2 separate regions of the Homo sapiens genome follow, and region 1 is linked to region 2. A link is a loop called in an ENCODE intact Hi-C map of the cell type or tissue named here. Cell type or tissue: left ventricle myocardium inferior. All regions are shown on one strand. Each heading gives the region's core, and the rest is flanking DNA. Links, peaks and the distances in the headings are about the cores only.

What was found. Peaks named below come from ENCODE experiments on the same cell type or tissue, not always from the same donor. Only the 100,000 strongest peaks of a DNase experiment are listed, where the experiment ranks them.
Region 1: it touches region 2 in a loop (2.3-fold over the local background); 74 of 110 quality-filtered maps call a loop at or near these places.

The regions. Positions count from the first base shown.
Region 1 is chr7:33,879,572-33,890,202 of GRCh38, reverse strand. No RefSeq gene overlaps it. Among named protein-coding and RNA genes, the nearest start is that of BMPER, 21 kb to the left of the region's middle. In left ventricle myocardium inferior, for the core only: a CTCF peak has its summit at 3,911 (motif pointing left); no DNase peak of the experiment used is centred there; H3K27me3 peaks cover 494 bases.
Region 2 is chr7:33,760,207-33,770,837 of GRCh38, reverse strand. No RefSeq gene overlaps it. Among named protein-coding and RNA genes, the nearest start is that of FLJ20712, 40 kb to the right of the region's middle. In left ventricle myocardium inferior, for the core only: no CTCF peak of the experiment used is centred there; no DNase peak of the experiment used is centred there; H3K27ac peaks cover 933 bases.

The DNA of each region.
Region 1 (10,631 bases), core at 2,403-6,402, 120 kb before region 2:
GTGGCAATGTTGTCAAACAAAACCGTTGATGATGCAGTGATTGTACAGGAGTTATTTGCATTAAGATAAAATATTAGCAGGGCCAGGTGCCCTGGCTCATGCCTGTAATCCCAGCACTTCAAGAGGCCAAGGCGGGCAGACTGCTTGAGGTTAGGAGTTTGAGATCAGCCTGGGCTACATGGCTAAAACCTGTCTCTATTAAAAATACAAAAAAATAGCCAGGTGTGGTTGTACATGCCTGTAGTCCCAGCTACTCAGGAGGCTGAGGCAGGAGAATCACCTGAGCCCGGGAAGTCAAGGTTGCAATGAGCTGTGATCGTGCCACTGCACTCCAGCCTGGGCAATGGAAGTGAGACACTGTCTCCCCCCACCAAAAAAAAGATAAAAAAAGATAAAATATTAGCAAACAGCTAAGTGAGTTATTTCTATGTTCTGTGGTCAATTCCACCTTAAACTTGCGGCTCTATTATATGCTAGGTACTGTTTTAGGTACTGGAAACACAACAATGAGCAAAAGAGATAACAATCCTTGCTCTAATGGGGCTTATATTCTAGTTGGGAGAAATACACGATAAATTAAGCCTTATAAATTAAAAAAAAGTGACCAACTGCCGAAAATTAAAGCAGAAAAGAGGCAGTGGAAACTATTTTAAATAGGGTGGTCAGGGAAGAACTCATTGAGGGGATGGCATTTGAGGCAAGCCTGGAGGGAAGTAAAGGCACAAGCTGTACATTCTCTGGCTGAGAAACAGAAAGTGTAAAGGTTCTAAGGCAGGTGTGTGCTATTTGAGGAATAGCAAAAAGGGAAAGAGAAGAAGAAAGAGGAAAAAAAGATGAAGGTATGCATGTACTAAGAGTCCCATCTTGCACAGACTCGTAGGCCACAGTTAAAAACTTGTAGGCCAAGTTTTGTAACGAGAGTTTATAAAAACTGTTAGAAGGGAAGTGATTGAAGGGTTTGGAGTCTGGGATTGATGACATGGCAAGATTTAACAAGATTATTCTGGCTCCTGTGTGCAGAGGTACAAGACAGCTAGGATGAAATCAGGGGACCAGACAGGAGAGTACCAGGTGATTGGCAGGGGAGGTGGTAAGAAATGGCTAGATTTGGGGTTTATTTGGAAGGTAGAGCCAATCGAATTTGCTGAAAGATAACCACAAACAATAGCAACCACAAGAAAAATAATAAGATCTTTGACCATGTCCTTCAACTAGCGTAACCTCTGGCAGGCTTGGCTATCAGTGTTATCTCAGTCCATCTTCACAGTAACCCTGCGTAAGAATTATCATCTGCATATTTCAGATAAGGAAAGTGGGGCTCAGGCAGTTAATGTAACGTGGTGAGGGCACTAACTATTAGTAGAAAGATGTTCATCTATGTAGATCCAAAATCTTACTGGCACATCATGCAGGGAAGATGCTAGTTTTCAGCGTCAACTCAGAAAAAAGAAGATAAAAGAGAGTAAGAAAAGCCTGATTTGGACTCCAAACTTTCTTCTCTGTTTAGTAGCTAAAAGGGATGCTAATAATGAGTGAGCGCTGGGGCACCATAATGAACTTTGTGCTGGGAAAATGAAAGATTTCCTACCAGGCACTAATTTAGGAGAAATGAGCTCACCTAGCTCTTTGAAGAATTTTAACAACCATGGAATTGCGCCAGTAGGATAGAACCTGAGCCAGATAGATACTCACTGCAGTGGTTTCATGCTCAGCCACTTTCACAAAAGGCCAGACTCCAGGAGCCAGTAGCTGCTTCAGGGGTTGTGGTGAATGGAGGCGTGAACTACCATGAACTACGTAAATGGCTCTAGAGTTGACTGGAAGCTTTTGCCCTGGGGGCTGAATACTTAAGAAAGGCATCTGCCATCCCAATGGGAAAGGCAGGGGAGGGGTGAGGAGCCGTCAGCTGGAAGTGAAGGATGGGCAAGAGGCTGGGAGTAGGACCTGGTAACCCAGATAGGAGAGACAGTTGTAAAGCAGCTGTAAAGCATTTTAGCCAGGCTGAAAGCATCCTCATGAAAGAATGCCACTGCAATCAGCCCACATAGACTGTGGAGGACTGTCACCATGTGTATCCTCCACAGTTTATTGAAAAGTAAAAGCTTGTCTTTCCCACCTTGGGGGACAAGGGAGGGAATATAGCTCCTCCCAAAAAATAAATGAAGTGAGGTGATGTTCTGGTGACGATTGCTGCCACCCCAAAACTTAGTGGCATCGAACTACCAATCTGTTATGTTCGTGGGTTCTGTGTGCTGGGAATCCTGATAGGGCACAGTAGTATAGCTTGTCTCTGCTCCAAGATGTCTGGGGCCTGAACTGAGAAGATACAAAGACAGTGCTGAGAGGGTGGTGATGTGGCCTGACAGCTGTGGACTGGAATCATCTGGAAAATCCTTCACTTATGTCTGGTGGTTTATGGTTGCTGTTGGTTGGGACCTCACTTGGGGCTGTTAGCCAATGCATGTCCTCTCCATGTGACTTGGGCTTCCTCAAGGCATGGCAGCCCTGTGGTAGTCAGATTTCTCACACAGAAGCTTAGGCCTCTGAAGGTGGAAGCTGCATTGACTCTTCTGACCGAGCCTGAGAAATCTTGCTGTCACTTCTGCTGCATTTTCTTGGTTATAAATAAGCAAGTTGCAAGCTCACTTCGACTCAATGGGCAGGGACATAAAACCCCCTCTCACTGAGACAAGTGTCAAATAATGTGTGTTCATGTTTAAAACCGCCACAGCAGAGCTTAAAATATCCTGGCATTTGGGAAGCTTGCACTTACCCTGGGATCTGGGAGGAGAGTGGGAAGGTGCTAGGAACTGTAGCAGGCATCCAGGCTCCTTTTCCTCTCCTCCTCTCTTCCCCTCATTTATTTTCTGAAACCCTGTGGATTCTGCCCCACCTAACTTGACGCCTTTGAGAGGGCATTATTTTCCTAATGGTTCATCAGAGTCTGCAGTCCCATTCTCCTTTTCTCTTGTTCCTGTATGTCACAGCAGACATGCGTTCCTCCCTGCCTGACCACAGTGGTTAGAATTTCTGCCGCCAAGTTTAAGTCTTGACTCCGCGAATGCTGAGCCCTCTGACTGTGGACAAGTAGAGTGATCTCTTTGAATCTCGGTTCTCCATTGAAATTTCCTATGATAGTTTTATTGGGATTAAATGGGATGATGCCCGGCAGAGAAAAGCCACTTAGGAAACGTAAGCTGACCTGATTTGCAACTGTTCCAGCACCATTCTATTTTATTTCATTTTTAAACTATCTTCCTACTCCTTATACTTTGTTCATAGTCTTGGTGCAAACAGATCACATTCACACCCTGGCCCCCACGCCTACTAGGTTGATGCAAAAGTAATTGGGATTGTGTCATCACTTTTAAGGGCAAAAACAGCAATTACTTTTGCACCAACCTAATAACTGTGGCGCCTGAGGCTGTTTCTTGGCCCCTCTTAGCCTCAGTTTTGTCATATGTGTACCGCAGATAGTAATGCAAGTCTTTTGGGAACTGGGGTAGATTAAGTGAGATTATACATATAAAGCAGCACTACCACACCAGGTTCTTGTGAAGGCTAATTCCCTTCCTTGTCCTGTTCCACCCCCTAATTCCCCTTCATACATCATGGGCTTCCCTGAAATGAGCAAAGTTCATTCTACTAAAGATTCAGAACTTTCTCCCCAGCTCCATCTCATACACCTCTCCCATCAATAACCATTCCCAATTTCCCAGTCTCCCACCATGAAAATTCAACTATCTCAGTCTTTTGTGAGGGGAGGTTGCTTGGAGATAGCGTGGCCTACCTGATCCTTGAGAAGAAAGCCAGCAGGACAGCTTAGGTTAGGCAGGGGGCAGCTCCGCGTCACATTCGGCTGCCTTGCCTGGAGGCCTGGGTAAATATGTCAGCCCCAGGCTGGCTCCAGCCCCCTGGTGGGGAAGCTGACACTTGCGTGCTAGAAGGAACATCCCCCTTACTGTGGGACTGGGACTCAATTTCCAGCCTTTGTGGAGAAGGAGCAAGAGAGGTAATTGTGTCAAAGCCTGGGGGTTTCTTACTCAGGACTAAACTGGCGGTAGCATGACAGCAGCTGCTGGGGTGTAAGTCTTTCTTGCAAGGAAAAAAAAAAGCTTTCAAAAATTCTCCCCCTAAATAGGGTAGGCCTTAAGTGATCCCAGCCCTCTGTGTAGGGTCTTTGCCCAAATACTCATCACAGCCACAAACATGTTCCCTGGCAGCCCAGCAAAAATCACTCCCCTCCAATGACTGTCAGTTTTCCATCTTCTTTTTTTTTTTTTTTTTTTTTTTGAGTGGAAGAAGTTATTTACCAGTGAAAGGAATCTGAACTATACTTTCAGTGTTTACATTCCTGAAACCAAGTGAGGAGACACAGCCCCTGGGAAAAGGCTGGCCAGAAACTTGAATGGGCTTCCTCCCTCCTATTTCTTCCTCCAGCTTCTTTTAGAGAACAACAAGAGGTTGAAGGTGTCATCTTTTTTCTTACATTACCCCATGCCTGCATGGGTTTATTCACCTATCCTTTCAACAAGCACTTAATGAGCATGTATTATGTGCCTGACCATGTGACCGGTCCTGGGAACCTAAAGATAAATTAAGCAGGATCCTTCAACAGACTCTGTGTGTGTTTGGTGGGGGGATGGTGGGGTGGCCGTAAATGTCAGTGGGTGTTAAAGTGCTGTGGCAGGGCCAGAGAATGCAGCCACGTGGGAGGACCCACAGCTTCTGGTGATGAGTGAGGGACAAGTGGGTATGTGCTATCTGGAAAACAGCAGGAGAATATTTCCATAAGAAAGGGCAGCAGGGACAAGGCATGAAGCAACATGACCCTCTGAAGAACCACAGGTCCTCAGGGGCAAGAAGGTCCCCTCCAGAAATGCAGCTGGACATCCTGGCTTGGCTGGAACATGCCATGCTACAGGGTCCGGGCTTTTCTCCAACCCTCCAAAGAGCTGCTCTTCCAAATTAGAGCAGCTGGCAGGTTACTTTCCCAGGCACATGGACCTGGTGCTTCCTCAGTTTCCCCCATCTGCAAAACATAAAATAATTCTTCTCCAAGGCCTTGCATGGCCTGGATGAGCTACACAGAAAGTATTATGTGGCTTCCAACTTTCATCTGCTTTATTGGTTCATGAGTGAAAACGTTCATTTATTTTTATGGGACACATGGGCTTGGTGATTTTTTATTATTAAAAATGAAATTCTTGAGAAAAATTCAAAACTTTGGTTTCACAGCTTTCTACAATATTACATTTGGATTCTGTGTCTCTCAGGCAAAGCCAAAGAGCTGAATGACAACAAACCATGTGGGTTTCTTTTGAAATAAAAATGAACGTGTGCACAATTTTCCCCCATTCCTCCCCTCCCCTTTCCCACAAACAAAGACTCATGAACATTTCACTTCACTGTTTTCCAGGGAGTTGACACCCAAGTAATGAGTGGGCTGGTTGGTTGAATAAGTAAAGCTGATTGTGTCAATCTGTGACCACCCAGGATGACCATTTTGACAAATACTTCCCAAGAGGAGGGAAGAGGAGACAGTGCCCCCACCCTCCGACCTTCCTGAGTGATCGTACTTTTGAACCGCAGATCCCAGAGAACCAGGACCTTCTGCTTTTATATTGAGGCACACCTGTGTCTGGGATGAGGGATAGGAGTGGATGTGTGGATGCTATGGTGATGTCAGCCCAAAATGGTGGGAGAAAGAATAGGCTTTGGAAAGAAATGAGCTTGATTGAGGGGTTGGATGACATGGGACCATGAGTCTTCAAATGGGGTTCAAGAAGCCCTCACATCAGAACGATCTGTGTTGCTTGCTTAGAATGGAGATTCCTGGGACTCCACCTCAGTTCCTAAATGGAATCTTTGGGAGTGAAGTAGAGGAATCTGCGTTTTTTATCAGGACTCCAGGGAAAGTTAAAAAATTACTCTGGGTCAGACAGGAGGAAAAAGCCCAGATACTGCCACTCATTTGCTGAGTCAACTTGTCAAACCTCAATTGCCTTCACCCATACAATAGAGATAATCTGTGCCAGTGGGACTATCTGTACCAGTAGAACATGGTTGGCTGCAATAAACATAATTTCCAATATTTAAAAATAATATAAGCATTCATTCACTCACATAACCATAAGTCCCAAGAAAGTAGTCTCATGGTAGGTAGACTCAGCATTCAAAGGCTTCGGGAGTCTGTCTGCAATCATTATCTCCTTTTGTGCAACTCTGTTGTAGCCACTAAACAGTCCCATGTGTTCTGGTCCAGGACCTTGAATTCTGATTCCATTTGTACAGTGTAGGATGTGTTGTCATGATAGTAAGATGGCTCAAATCTTTTGTGCATGGATAACGTAGGTAAACACAAGTAAATAAACAATATGAGGAACTCAGGAATGAAAGCATATGTTTGTTCTGCTATAACTCCACAGGGCAACCTCACTGTGTGTGAATGGGCAGCTGGCTGCCCTTGTTGTGAAGAGTTTCCTGGTTGGGGTTAACAAGAATGAAAATCAAAACAGACCAGGCTCAAAGCCTCACCCCATCCCGTCTCTACTCAGGGAAGGGCTGAGAGCCAGGGGAGGAAGTAGGAGGAGATCAAGGTAATGGGTCTTGTGGATAAACCAGAAAAGGAACTGTGGGCAGCTCTCTTAGAGAGCCACAAGGCTGGCACTACAAGATAACCAGTCTAGACTGTCTTCCAAGGGCTGAGAGACAAACTCTCACCCCGTGCAGCCCGACCAACAGGCCCACCCCTTTGCTGTGGCTTCCCAGCTGCTGCCACCATGGAGTTGTCAGGAAATTTGTGATAATTCTTTTTATTGATCATCTCTATTGATTCTGTCTATGGTGAAAATATACTGCAGACACATTAAGTAGCTATTATAGGTAAATTGTCTTTTAATGAATTGTACCAACAGACAGGATTTTACAGTTAACCTTAACTGGGACTCAGACTTCTCAGACACTGATGATCATAGAGGGACTAGATGCTAGTGCAGAAACCAAGCTGACATTGGACCATGGAGATTCACCTGGATACTACCAGGACATGCAAAGACCTGCCCAAATGGGCAAGCCTGAATAAGCATGGGTTCTCTTCTCATTGGGAGATAAAACAAATCACCATAAAGATCACACAATGATGAATCCTATGACTCTATTTCAAAAGCATACAAATTTTGCCATTTTCCTCAACTTTAAATATTTGCCAATTAGTCTCCTTATTTCAAAACTCCATCAAAAAAGGCAGGGGGAGGGCATCACTTTGGATGAACTCCCTGTCTTGTCTCATATCTTAAAGCCAGGTTATTGCTTATGAGAGACTAGAAGAAAGCAAGACTTCAGCACTTTGTAGAAGGGTTTTCTTCTTTCTTCTTCATGCAGTTTTTTGTTTGTTTTATTTTCTTAAAAAAAAAAACAAGCTCTGTGTGTGTGTGTGTGTGTATGTGTGTGTGCATGTGTGTGTGTCTGAATTTTGGCAAAACTGTATTGAGAAGAATCCTTGGAAGCTTAAGTCTAATCTGCCAAATTATAGCCAGTAGCAACATTTTTCCACTTTGTTATCACATCCTCAAAACAGGGCTTGAAATAGAAGTGTCACTTTGTGGTGGTGCTAGCAAATACTCAGAGTACGCAATGACCAGAAGCAAGACTTTGGCTATTATTGTTTTACAATGTAATGGGCAAAAATCACCATAAAAATATGCTATCTCTGATGGGAAAATGGTCCTTGCCAAACTTTTGAAAATTGTGATTTCAACGGTTTGGCAGGAAAAAAACCCTGTATTTTGACAGAAAATGAATTATGGCTACAGGCATTGAATACAAAGGCCAATGTCTCGATTGTATTTGAGTTTTGGTTTTAAGGGGAACAATCATTTAGGGCTGGTCACGTGATAAAAATCCTCTTTTCTTACACAATCTACGGGAAATAGAGTAGCCCTTCCAATTCTCACTGGCCAACATGCCAGAATCCTTTTGGTACAAATCCAAAGGAAGGTTCCTCTCCAAATCAACAGAACCCAGGCTGCTGCTTAGATTACGTGGACTGAACGCTGACTATAGGCCAAGCTCTGGGCTCACAGCTTTGGTCCTTCTCTTCTGACTCTCAACAGAGCCTCTGTCCCAAGGCTGTTTTGCCTCTTGGTTATAAGATGGCTGCCTGCAGCAATCAGCATTCATTTGTGTACTGATTCCACCCAACAGGACAAAAACAAGAAAAGAACACTTTTCTCCCAACATGGGATGCAAACAATTCCTGCTTGCATAGTTGAGTCAGTTCAATCATGTGCCCTCTCCTAAATAACTGCAGATGTTAGGGAAGGACCATAGGCTTCTTGGTTTACATTGCTCAGAACACCTCTTTGGAGCTGGAGACAATGTGGACACCTGGATGAACCTGGGGCTCTGTTCAGAAATCAGGAAGTGAACGTCCGGTGGGCAATCAAAGGTGTCTGCCACATGGTCTTATTTAGTGCTTACTATGCAGTGTGTATGATTTTGGTTCATGAAGAAATTGAAACTTACAGATATCAACAAATGTGCCCAAGTTTACATAGCTGGTATATGGTGGAGTCTGGGCTTGAACCCAGGCATATTGAATGAGGAAAGCTCATACCTTTAACCTCATCATTCTGCCGCTTCCTTTTAGTCAGCGTTCCAGGCTGTGCTTCCAATATTTTTCTTTATACATGTTTATTGTCTATGCCACAAAGAAGTGACGTTTTTCTGTTAGTAATATAAATAGCAAAGAAGTATGAGCCAATGGGATGTAAGCAATTGATTCTGCTCTCCGTTATTGCCTTCCTGCATCTGCTGCTACACTACAAAACTTAATGGTTTAAGATAGCTATGTTAAAGGATAATTTTCAAAATAAGGTAAAACCATAATCTCATGTAGGTATAGGATGAGCACATGTTAAATAAAATGAAGGAAACAGATAGATGTTACAAGTAATTCAAAGAAGTCAAAGAAGCATAAATTTATACGGAGCAAAGGGAAATTGAAATGCAAGCAAAAATGGGATAAACCTGACTTTTGCAGGAAAAGAGAGTGCTGTTCCTCCACTGGACAGAATTCATTTAAATGTGTATAGAAAAGAATTATTTGTGGTTGAGATCAGTTGTTTATAATATCACAGAGCTGTGAAATAGCTCCCATAGAATTAGAATCTGATAACCCAGAAGGGTGTGCTGTAGACAATGCATAGTTTTCCATTGAATTTCTTCCCTATACCACAAACATTCACTTTCTCATGACTTTACAATTTGGGCTGGATTCAGCTGGGAAGCTCTGCTAGTTTCACCTGAGATCATTCCCATGGCTTTGATCATCTGAAGGTTTGACTAAGGCTGGATAGCCCTCCCTACTAATTAGTGCTGGTTCTAAAATTTGTACCCACAGGGTTTTAATTGATAGAAGAGACTGAGTGACAACATGGAGAGGTTAATGACCTTGAGAGAAGATTTTTGTTACTTACATTTCCCCAGAGAAGGGGGCATTCCAAATCACTCAGGACCACATGGCAAAGAACTAGGTTTTGATTTAGAGGCAGAAACAAGAGTAAGGGGGAAGCCTAGACCTGAGACTTTATTGAGATTTTTGCAAAAAGGAAAGGCAAGACAGAGTCAAAGTTTAGAATCATCTCATTTGAATAACTCTGGGGGGCTCGGAGACATAAAGACTGTCCCTGGTTGTCTGATACCTGGCCCTGGATTGATTTAGGACAGGGGAGATATTGGCTTGGTGTGTGGGAGTTAGCTGAAGGGGGTTGGGGGACAGCACTGGGCTGAACAGTCTATACATGAAAGGCCAACACCCCCAGGAGTAAGCTAGCTCTGCAAGGGTCAGTGTCTCCCCAGGTCTGAAAGACCTGCAAGATGTCCAAACATCTTAACAATACAGAAAATACAAAACATGATTAACACAGTGCTGCCATCAGCTGAGCCACCTCCATTCTCTTCTGAGTGGCCTCTCATTATCCAGTCCACTTCACTGGGTGTCCTGTTATGGCAGCTGAGATCCAAGAGGGAGGGCAGAAGCTGGCAAGACCTCTAGAGGCCAAGGCTCAGAAATGACAACAGTGTCACTTCCACTGAATTCTATAGGTCAAAGCAAGACACAGGGACAGCCCAGGCCCAGGGAGGTGAGAGAGAATCCTCTTTTTCATAAGAGGAGCCACAAAGAATTGGTGACCATAGTTAATCTACCCATAGAAACTTATCAAATCACTCACCAAATTTTACTGGAATTGCTTGTTGATATGGCCAACTCACACACTCACACACTAAATAAGATTCTTATGGGACGAGACTGTGCCTTATTTATCTTTGTACTCAAGGGCCTGAAATACATTAAACACTATTTGTCCAAAGCTAATGGATGGAAAGATCATTCAGCTGGATGGAATTAAATGAGCAAAGATAAGGAAGCAAGAAAATACAAGAACTGTTCAATTTCCCGAAGCTGTTCAATTTAGTGTATGATGGATAGTAGAAAACAAAAGTTGTAAGAGCCTTGTATTCAAGACAAAGGACTTGGACTTAGTTCTTGGGAAATAGGATACCACGAAAGGTCTTTGAGTGAGAGAATGACTGGTACTGTTGTGCCTCTAACATTGCTTAAATTAACT
Region 2 (10,631 bases), core at 3,477-7,476:
CACATTTTCATCAAGGAACTCATGTGGGTCTCAGGATGATTCAGATTTTCCGATACAGAAATTCATAGCATTCATGACTGAGTGTTTTCTAAGACAAAAGAGTTTATGCCACAGGAGACCATTTCAGTCCTGTTATATGAGCAAACTAAAAAACCTTTTACATGGCACTTCCGAATTCAGGTCTAACATTAACGTTTTGTAAGAGAGCTTGATTTTTAAAAATCTACGTGAGTTACTCATCCCCAACTTTCAAGTTCCCCAAGTAAAAAAAGCAACTTGATTAACTTTAAGAATAAACCAGTTTCCTCTTGAACTGAACTCAGAAGTCACATTGAGCTCATTTGTCAAGGCGAAGTGCATACTGAATCAGCTTGTGTGGTGTAAGGCTCTGGGCACAAGAAATTGGGAAGGTTGTCCCCTCAAGCTTCACAAGGCACAGGCTATCAGGTTGATCCCATGGCTTTTTCATAGACACACGAGCAACACCACTTGGGTCACAGCTAGGACCCCTCTAGCCTGTATTCTCTACCAGGCAAAGAGAAACAGAGGATGTGCTTTGAGACATCTGACCTAAGCATTTGAGAGAGCAGTCACTGCTATTAGTCTCCAGAACCTAACTCAGAGTCAGAAAAGCCAGCCAAACTGGGGCAGGTGAGCAGGAGGCAGTGGTCAAGGAAAGGTAAGTGGGTGCTTTCCAGAACACACCTGTGTGTACACTGCATGAGCGCATTCCCACCAGACCTGACCCTGACATTATTCACCTCCCTCTCTCCAACACTGGAATCAAACCACACTCCTCTCTGGCCCTACCCCTGCCCCAGGCCTCAGGAGCTCCTCTTAGCAATCTCCAGGATGCAGGCAGCATCCCCCCAACCCCATCCCTAGCCATTCCCTAGCACTTGGGAGAGCTGACGTTTGTCCATGGTTCAGTGCTCTTAGTTCACCTTACCTCTTTTTTCTTGGATTGAGGTAAAAGTTACAAAACATGAAACTTGCCATTTTAACCATTTTGAAGCGTACCATTCAGGGGCTTTTAGTACATTCACAATGTTTTGCAACCATCACCACAATCTAATTGCAGAACATTTTCATCACCCTAAAAAGCAATCCTATACCCATTAAGTAGTCCCTCCACATTCTCTGCTGCCCCCAGCCCCCGGAAGCCACTACTCCACCTCTGTCTACGGATCTGCCAATCCTGGACAAGTGGATTCCCTTAAGGAGTACTTTTGCCCTTGGACAATACCATGAGAAAGGATGGCCAAAAGATGACCCAAGCTATTTTAAGATACCAATGTCTCTTCAGCAAAATGTTAAATTGCCCTCATGGTAGAGTTAGTATGTTTTGTTTTGTTCTATTATCTTATTCCCTAAAATCTATCTGTGGCATTGCAATAAACCTGGATTCTTAATCAATGAGAACATGCATGCATGGATGGCTACATGTGGCTAAGTATGCACCTGTGTACGAATGCATATGTTACTGTACATAGATGTTCTGTTTTCACAGAAGGGCCACACTCCATGGTCTCTGCCCTGAAAGGCCTTGCTACTGTCAAATGAGAGGAAGTGCATGGTGCAAGTTTCCAGGGAGAAAGAAGGGCTCTTGATGACAGCTTGGCACAGTGGGAAAGGCAGCGCCACTTGATTTTGGCCACGTCACCCTTGCCCTGGGTCTCATGGAATTTGTTCCCCTCTGGATCTAATATCTGTGCCTACAGAAGTGCAGGAAAGGAGGTTGTCATCCATCGATCTGTCCGAGGCCTCCTGGCAACACTTGGGTAGCACATTGCAGTTTTGTAGAATTATGTTCAAAGGTCAACTCTACTTGTTAAGATTCTTAAGGTGTCTGTTTCATTTAAACCAAGTTTTGTGTTTGTACATGTGTGTTTTTTAAGGGAGAATGGAATCTACTGAGAGAACAATCCCACACAAATTAGAAACACGTGCAGGCATTCAGTAGGTCAGCTCAGTAAAGATGTGTTATTATATTTTGTGTATAGGAACTGTATTCACAGACAAGGCCAACATATGAATTTCATGATTCTCTGGTGCACAGGTTAGCTGGTCCCCCAGATCCTGGTCCATACAGTTGCTCAGATGCAAAAATTATTTTCAACTCCTTCAGATAGAGATAAGGAGGAAAAACATCATATTATGATGTAAAGAGTTAGAGCTTAGTTGAAGAATGGATGCACTCATGACATGTGGCATCATATTTAATACCAAAAAGCCAAAGAGACACAAGGTCTGTGTGGACCACACTGCTTTAAAGCATCCTTGACCTCTTTTGCTTTGCAAAGCAGCCCATGTAGAGCCAATTTAGTATCTAAATATGAGAGAGATTTAGAGACAAGATTAATACTGTTACTAGGACTTTCTGCATTGAAAATTAAATGCACAAAAATATATTTCATGGTTGTTTACAATGACCACTTCCTCTCTCTACCTTTCAAATGTTGCTAAGTCAGTAATGCCAATATAATGGAAGAGGGAAGCAAAAATAAGAAGGAAAGGAAAACACACTTATTGACGATCTTGTCCTCTCTATTAGATTGTAATATATTTGATCCTATTTTAAGTTCTTACAACCACCATGTGAGGCCAATATTATTATATCCATTTTACAGGTGGGAAAATGAAGATTCAGAGAGATTTAATAACTCATCTGAAGGCACATAACAGAGCTGGAATTTGAAGCCAGGTTGGTCTGACCTTAAGAATCATATAACTCTGTTAAGATGTTAGACTAGAAGCTGCCAGATACAGTGGGAAGAGCCCTAGGGAGGGGCAGAGAGTTCTGTTCCTATTACAAGCTTTGCCACTCTCTTGCTAATGTTGTGGAAGAGCCAAGAATTATCTGGGCTTCTCTTTTCCCATTGGTGCAATGAGAATAACACTGCCTGCCTTCTTGCCTCTCAGGAATATCATGAACGTCAAATAAGAAAAGAGGTCAGACGTGGTGGCTCATGCCTGTAATCTTAGCACTTTGGGAGGCCGAGGTGGGCAGATCACCTGAGGTCAGGAGTTCGAGACCAGCCTGACCAACAGGTGAAATCCCTGTCTCTACTAAAAATACAAACATTAGCTGGGCATGGTGGCAGATGCCTGTAATCCCAGCTATTGGGAGGCTGAGGCAGGAGAATTGCTTGAACCCCGTGGGGGCGGAGGTTGCAGTGAGCCAAGATCACACCACTTCACTCCAGAAAATAAATGCCAGGGGTTGGGGAGAGACTTTGAAATAGAAAAGTAAATTATTTGCATAATATGATTTAGTTATCTATAGATATCCCCAAAGGGGAATGCATAAGATAATCCACTGAAGTATAAGAAGAAATTATTCAAACTTCTATTTATATTTCATTTTACCTTAAAACAAAGAAAAATATATAGATATATTGATAAGGGTAGATGTACACAAATTCACAGATATTAGGAGTGGATGCCCTAAATTTTTTCTCTGATTGGGTGCATGATTAGAAAAATTTGAAGAGCACAAATTTATACAATAGACAATATAAATCCAAAATATTGTGGTAGGGTTATGGGTATATGAGTAGTAGTGGCCATTGTCACATAATGAAGCTACCAAGTGAATAGCTCAGAGCTGTGTTAATACATTATCAGATAGTTATTTTTACTGCTTAAGCATCAGAGCATAATGCAAAGACTATAAAAGTCATTTTTTTCTTTTTTTCTTTTAACGGGCTTCAATTGCAGAGTTGAATCATTCATTATTTTCAGTTCATAATACATTGTCATCATTGGTCCAGATAGGTTGAATTCTTATTTCATTCATTCATTACTCATTCATTTATTCATTCAGTTACAGTGCCATCAATGTCCATACACCCACCGCTCTACTCAAGAACTTGAACTGCTATTTACCTATATGTTCCTCTATTATCCTACCTCCTACCTCCCCACACAGCAGCAATCAGTATCCAGAAGTTTATGATTATCACTCCTTTGCTTTAAACAGTTGGATTACATGTATATGTATGCCTAAATTATAGTTTTGTGGGGTTTTTGTGAACCCCACAAGAGTGAAATGTTCTAAGTCTTGTGGGACTTGTTTTCATTTAATATCTTATTGAATGACACTCATATTGTTGTGGGTAGCTGTAGGTCACTCCACTTCACAGTTGTGTAATATTCTGTCATGTGATTTTACCATAAGCTCTCCACCCATTTTCCTGAGGATAGCTATTTGGATTATTTCCAGTTCTTTATTAAGAACAATACTATCTTGAACATCCTTATATGTGTATTTCCTAGTACTCCTTTATAAAAATTTCCTTTGGAAATATACCAAGAATTGGAAATTTGGGGTTGTAAGGGCATGCGAAAATTCAATGTAACAGAATAAAACCATAATTTTTCAAAGCACTTGCATGAATAGGTCACTTTCTTTGCCAGTTTATTCAGTTTTCTCACACACAAAGCCTGGCTACAATGACTAACTTACAGACAGTTATGAAGATTAAAGAAGTTTAACAGGAAAGTATCCAGAAACCTTTCTAGAAAACAGAAGATTATCAATAAGTAAGCACTTAAATCTTTCTCCTAGTTCCCTTAACACCATGCTTTATACAGATCCCTTGCCCTGTCTATCAAATCAGGGGGGTAAGACTAGGGGAGTTCCAGGCCCCTGCAGCTCGGACCCGTTGTGAGTTAGTGCCACAAATGCTTAAGAAGTAGACCCTCACTGCAGGCTCCAGGGCCTTACCCTCAGAGCAGGATGTGCTTTTCTGCCACCTTGGTATTTATTCCCTAATCCTTGGAGTGTATTCCTTAGAATTTCTGCAAAACTGGATGACAGCCAGCAGGTTCTTGATGCTAGATACTTGTTGAAATTATGATGGAGAGGGAAGAAAACCAATGATGAAATGGTACTTAGAATAAAATTCAAACTCTCTACCAAGGTCACGCGAGATCCATCCTGCTGATTTCTCCCACCTCATCTCTAGATCTTCGCTTCTTTGCTCTCCAGGTTCATCCCTAGTGGTTCACCTTTTGCAACCATTCATCTGCTCAATTCCTGGAACATTCCAAGCCATTTCCTGCCTCAAGGCTGCTGCACATGAATCCCTTTTGCTTAGAATGCTTTACCCCCAAATTTTTTCACAGCTGGCTCTTTCTCATGCTTTAGGTCTCTGCTTAAAGTCATCTGCCCAGAAAGGCATTCCCTGTCTTACCCTATGTGAAGTCATTTCACATTTACCCCAAATATTCTTCACCTCAGCCTTTACTCCCTTTATGACATTTGGCTACATTTATCATGATTATATATATTTGTTTTTTATATATTTTTTAATATATATTTTTAAATATATTTTTATATATTTTATTTTTCATCTCCCTTTCTTACTAAACTGTTAAATCTACAAGGACACAGACTGCTTTAATCGTTCTCATATTCCCCAGCCTCTAGCACAATGCCAAATGGTTGTTGAATGAATGGGTATATTAGTGACTACTAGGCAACGAGTTTTGTGTTAGTCACTCTACACAAGTAACTGTTTTCATTCTCTCAACAATCCTCTGACATGGCTATTAGTAACTTCACTTAGAAGATAAGAAAACAGGCTTGTGGAGGTTAAGTAACATCTCCAAAGCCCCACCTCTAGAAAATGATAGAGCTAAGATTTAAACACAGATCTGACTTCAAAGTCCATGCTCTTTCCTCTGAATCATGAAAACCAGAGGAAGAGGAATTGAAGGAATCCAACTGATGGTGGACGGTCTTTCCAAACTGCCAACCCAGAGTTTCCCTGGGAATTTCTCATTTTCTATGCTAAATCTTGGAGCTGTTAGTTTTGCAGCATTGCACAACACACCAATGGAAAATGTCACCTGACTTCTTCATCTGTTAAACAAACATTACGAATAGCGATTTGGCCAAACTCATGCTATTGTTCCCTCATCTATCACACTACGGTATTACTTATCAATGGAAAAGCATGTTCCCAAATGTCACAGCAGGACTTTAAAAGCTAAGTAGAACCGTAAATCATTCTTCTAAAAGCAACAAAGCTGACCTCTTCCTTAACACTCAGATATTTAATCTGTAAATTATTTAGCTTGCAGTATTTCTTTTTCCCAAAGCCAATAGTAAAGCAGCCACTTTCATTTCCTTTTATATTTCTCCAAGTGATTAGAAAGTAGCACTCTTCAGAAACATAAGCCACTTTTATGTTTTCTTTTTTTTTTGAGATGGAGTCTCACTCGTCACCGAGGCTGGAGTGCAATGGCATGATCTTGGCTCACTGCATCCTCCGCCTCCCAGGTTCAAGTGATTCTCCTGCCTCAGCCTCCTGAGTAGTTGGAATTACAGGCCCCTGCCACCACGCCAAGCTAATTTTTGTATTTTTAGTAGAGATGGGGTTTCACCATGTTGGCCAGGCTGGTCTCGAACTCCTGACCTCAGGTGATCCACCTGCCTCAGCCTCCAAAACTGCTGAGATTACAGACTTGAGCCACTGTGCCTGGCCCCACTTTTATATTTTCGATAAATAGACTAAAAGAATAGATTTCCTTGGCCTACTAGGTGAACTGTGCTCTCACTCCAGAAATGCAAACACCAAAGGAAAATTGCTGGAATATAAGTAATTTCCAGTTTTCAAGTAATAATGACACAGATACTTTTCTGTAGTCTATCATTTTGGAAAAGACCAGAGACAGCCATACACTTCTCTGTCAACCACATACATCGTTTCTCTCAACATTTAACTAAATACTGTGTCTTCCAGGAGCTCTCGCCTGACTAGTCTTGATTTATGCTGTTCAATCCCAGCACTGGCATATGACACACACCACATTATTAACTTCGAGTGTAAGTATTCCCTTATATTTTTGTTAGTTGTTCCAAAAACTTGCCACAGAAATAAGTGCCTGGTCTTCCCATGTTTAGATGGCAAGCATTTCAGGGACAGGGACAATTTCTTCTAACTCTTTGGTGCCCCCATACAAGCCTATGGACGCATGTGTTCATCCTTCTCTCCCTCCATCCATTCCGCAGACCTCCTCGGAGCAACTTTAAGACTCCAGATACTGTGCTGCATGCTCCTGGGGAAACAAAACTGAAAGATACACACACAACTTATACTTGATCAAAATGAAAAGTTGCTGATTCAACACGCTTGGGGAAAAGCGCAGCACAATGTTGATAGTGATTGTCTTAAAGGGACAGAGTTCTTTCTATTTCGCTTACTGATTTTTCTGTATTTTTATTAAGAATACATGTTCATTTTATATCAGAGAAAAGCTATTTTAAAAAAAAATCTAATCACTAAGTTGAAAGACCAACGTCAAATTTACAGAACAAAGAGGTAAATAAGAATGTAGTAAACAAGCACTCAAATAGGACTTAGCAGCTTGGGTCTGAGTTGAGACTTTGCTCCTGACAAACTGTGTGATCTTTTCAAGGTTTGGTGTCCTTAGTCTATAAACTGAAGATGAAAATATCTCCTTAATAGAGTTGTTCTAAGGATTCTATGAGACAATGCCACTGAAAATGCCTTACAGGCATTGAATAAAGAAAGGTATCATTACTGATGTTGTGGATTGCATCTGATTTCAAATGACAAGCTCTGGAAGTCAGGCCTGTTGCATATACCACTAAGCATATTATGAAATTATGAAGGTCAAGGCCAATTATGCCAAAAAGTAGTTTAAATGCTTGGTTCTCCCCACCCCATGGATGTCACAATTTGCTCAAGATGAATGAATACTAAAAGAGTCTTGCCAATTCAAGCGCCCTTCCTACTAGTAATTAAAACCCAGGCATTGCAGACCACAGAGAGAGAGTGGGTTGACAAATTCCTCGGGCTCATGTTTCTTTCATGGTCTTCCGGGCTGTATGAAATCACAAATATATGTTTGGATTTTATTTTCACAAGTCAGGGAAACAATAGGGAGCATGTTGATTTGTTTTTCTTACTTATAAAAAGAAAAAAAGCAGTGACATTCCATTTTCATCTACTAAGAAGAAATGATAAACTTTGGTTGAGAGGAGAACAAATTGCTTCGTTCCCCTGATCAGGCACAACGTCCTAATGTCCTGTACTATCCTGCTTCTATAATTCCTTCAATTGTTTTGGGATTTACTGTGCCCCCTACAGCTCTAAGGGGAATATTCACTCCACAAGTCACTTGCCTAACGATGGAAGCAAACTTCTTACAGCATGTATTAATGCATTATTTCCCCTTGTTCTAAATTTCTCTGCACCAAGCAAAAGAAGGAAGACATGCTCTTTCAAAATTACTGGACGAAGGTTGGCTAAAGTCAAAACTGGCCTATTAAATTTCTCTGAACCAAGCAAAAGAAGGAAGACATGCTCTTTCAAAATTACTTGACGAAGGTTGGCTAAAGTGAAAACTGGCCTAGTAATTGCCCAGTAAATCACAAGTCATAAGGCATCCTCACCTCCTCTGAACCTCAAGCCTTCAAGTTCTCTCTCTCTCTCTCTCTCTCTCATTAAATGGAAAGATAACAGCTGCTAGGGTCAGATTACCTTGGGCTGAAATCCTGGCTTCTCCATTTTCAAGGTTGATGGGCTTAGGCAAGTTATTTAGCTTCTTGAAACCCCATTTTCTTCACATGAGTAAGAACATCTAACTTGCAAGACTGTTATGAGGATTAAATGAGATGAATGTAAAGTATCGAACACAATGCCTGGCACATGATCAGTCTCAATAAATACTAGTTTCCAGATTCCCCTCCTTGGCCTCTTTTGCTAGTTTGAGTACAGCATATGTCTTCATTGTACATTCATCACAAATTCCTGGACCTCTGGCACATCAGATGTTCCAAGCATTCAGAGGTAACAAATTGGAGGGAACCCCCAAGGCTGTGGGAAGCCTGGTTTCCCAGCCCCTTATGCAGACCACCTACTGCTGCCTGCAGCAACCACCCTGTGAGGAGAGCAGCTGCCAGACAAAGGGACAAGGGACAGGCCTCCATCTGTACCTCCTCCCATTTGCCTCCAGCACAGCGGGCAGCCATCATCCCCCAGGAGACGCCTGGGAGAAGTTTCAGTGTTTCAGATGACAGATCAGCCCATGCTCTCTGACCCAGATTAGACCAGACCCAGAACCAGTCCACCCCTCTATGTCACCAGCAAAGGATTTTAATTCACTCCCAGGAGACTGTAAGGAACACTTGGACCAGTGACGCATGTAATCGGTTGCGCTCTGCAGTGAGCCTTCGGAAGGCTGTAAGTTTCACATGTTGCACTAATATTTCACCAGCCTGTCAGCCTTAGCCTGTCCATAGAAGCCAGGCTGCAAATTCAGCACTCTTCGTGTCCCCAGACAGTTGGGGGAGGAGAGGCAAAAAGGAGGCAGAAGAAGACTCAGAAGAGAAGAAGAAAGAAAACACATTTGAGACCTAATTCAGTGGTTCTCAGTGTGGCCCTGGTCCAGCAGCATCAGCATCCCCCAGGAGCTTGATAGAAAAGCAAATTCACAGGCCCCACCAGGGCCCCATCAGATATTCTATGGTGAAGCCTAGCAATCTGCTTCCACAAGCCCTCCTGCAAATCCGATGCATGTTATCACTTGAGAACCACCAAGCAAGCTAAATAATGTTTAGGTAAACTAAAAGTCTAAATTTGATGAGAAAAACAATGGCCCAGGGATCATTGTGATAAAGGAGAAAATCTCTACTTTGGGATCAGGAGTCCTTAGTATCATTTCCAGCTCCAATGATTGCTAACCATGTGATCTTGAGGAAGTGACTTATCTTTTCTGAGCTTCAGTTTCCTATGTGTTAAAGGTGGTAATCAGACCTCCCCTGCAGAGTTGGGGGATGAGATACACACTCTTTCGATGATCTAACATTTATAAGCCTGTTGTTTACTACACTACACCACAGAGCTTCCCCTGTATACTATCAGGGCGGGGTTCTCAACCTGTGGCAACTGAAAATGTCTCCAGACATTTCCGCAGGCCCCCATTCTGAAGCTCCAAGCCAAGTCAATATTGGAGTATCTTTATGCCATTCACATGAGTGAGGCAGATGGGAGGCAGGGAAGAAAAGGGAGTGGTAAGAGCTTGGGGTTCTCACAGATCTGAATTCAAATCCTAGCTCTGTACATGTTGCTTTTGTGAGCTTGGCCAAATAATTTAAGCTTTCTGAGTCTCAATTTTCCTATTGGTAAAATGGGTAGACAAATAGTAGCTACTTCTTAGGGTCTCAGTGAAAAGTTACATGATATCACGTGTGTGTAACACTTAGCATAGTGCTAGAAAATTATCACCTTGATGTACTACGTGGCCATATTTGGCTGGGCTCACAACAAATTGTGCATGATGAAACTGAAGACACTGTCTCTTAACAAGAATCCCAAAAATGATACATTTCAGTACAATGAGAAACTGGTTCCACATTTCACTCTCCATCCTTCAGTCCTTTACGGCCATTATGAACTTAGGGGTTGTCCATACAGAGAGGCTCTTTCATCAAGCCATAAGAGATTAACCACAATACAGCTTTAAAGGAACACTTTGTTTAATACCCCCCAGGGTGTGTGTGTGTGTGTGTGTGTACAGAGAGAGAGAGAACAAGAGAAAGAGACTCTTCTTGAACTCAGTAACAGTTGGCGAGAATGTGTCACCTCTAGGATAGA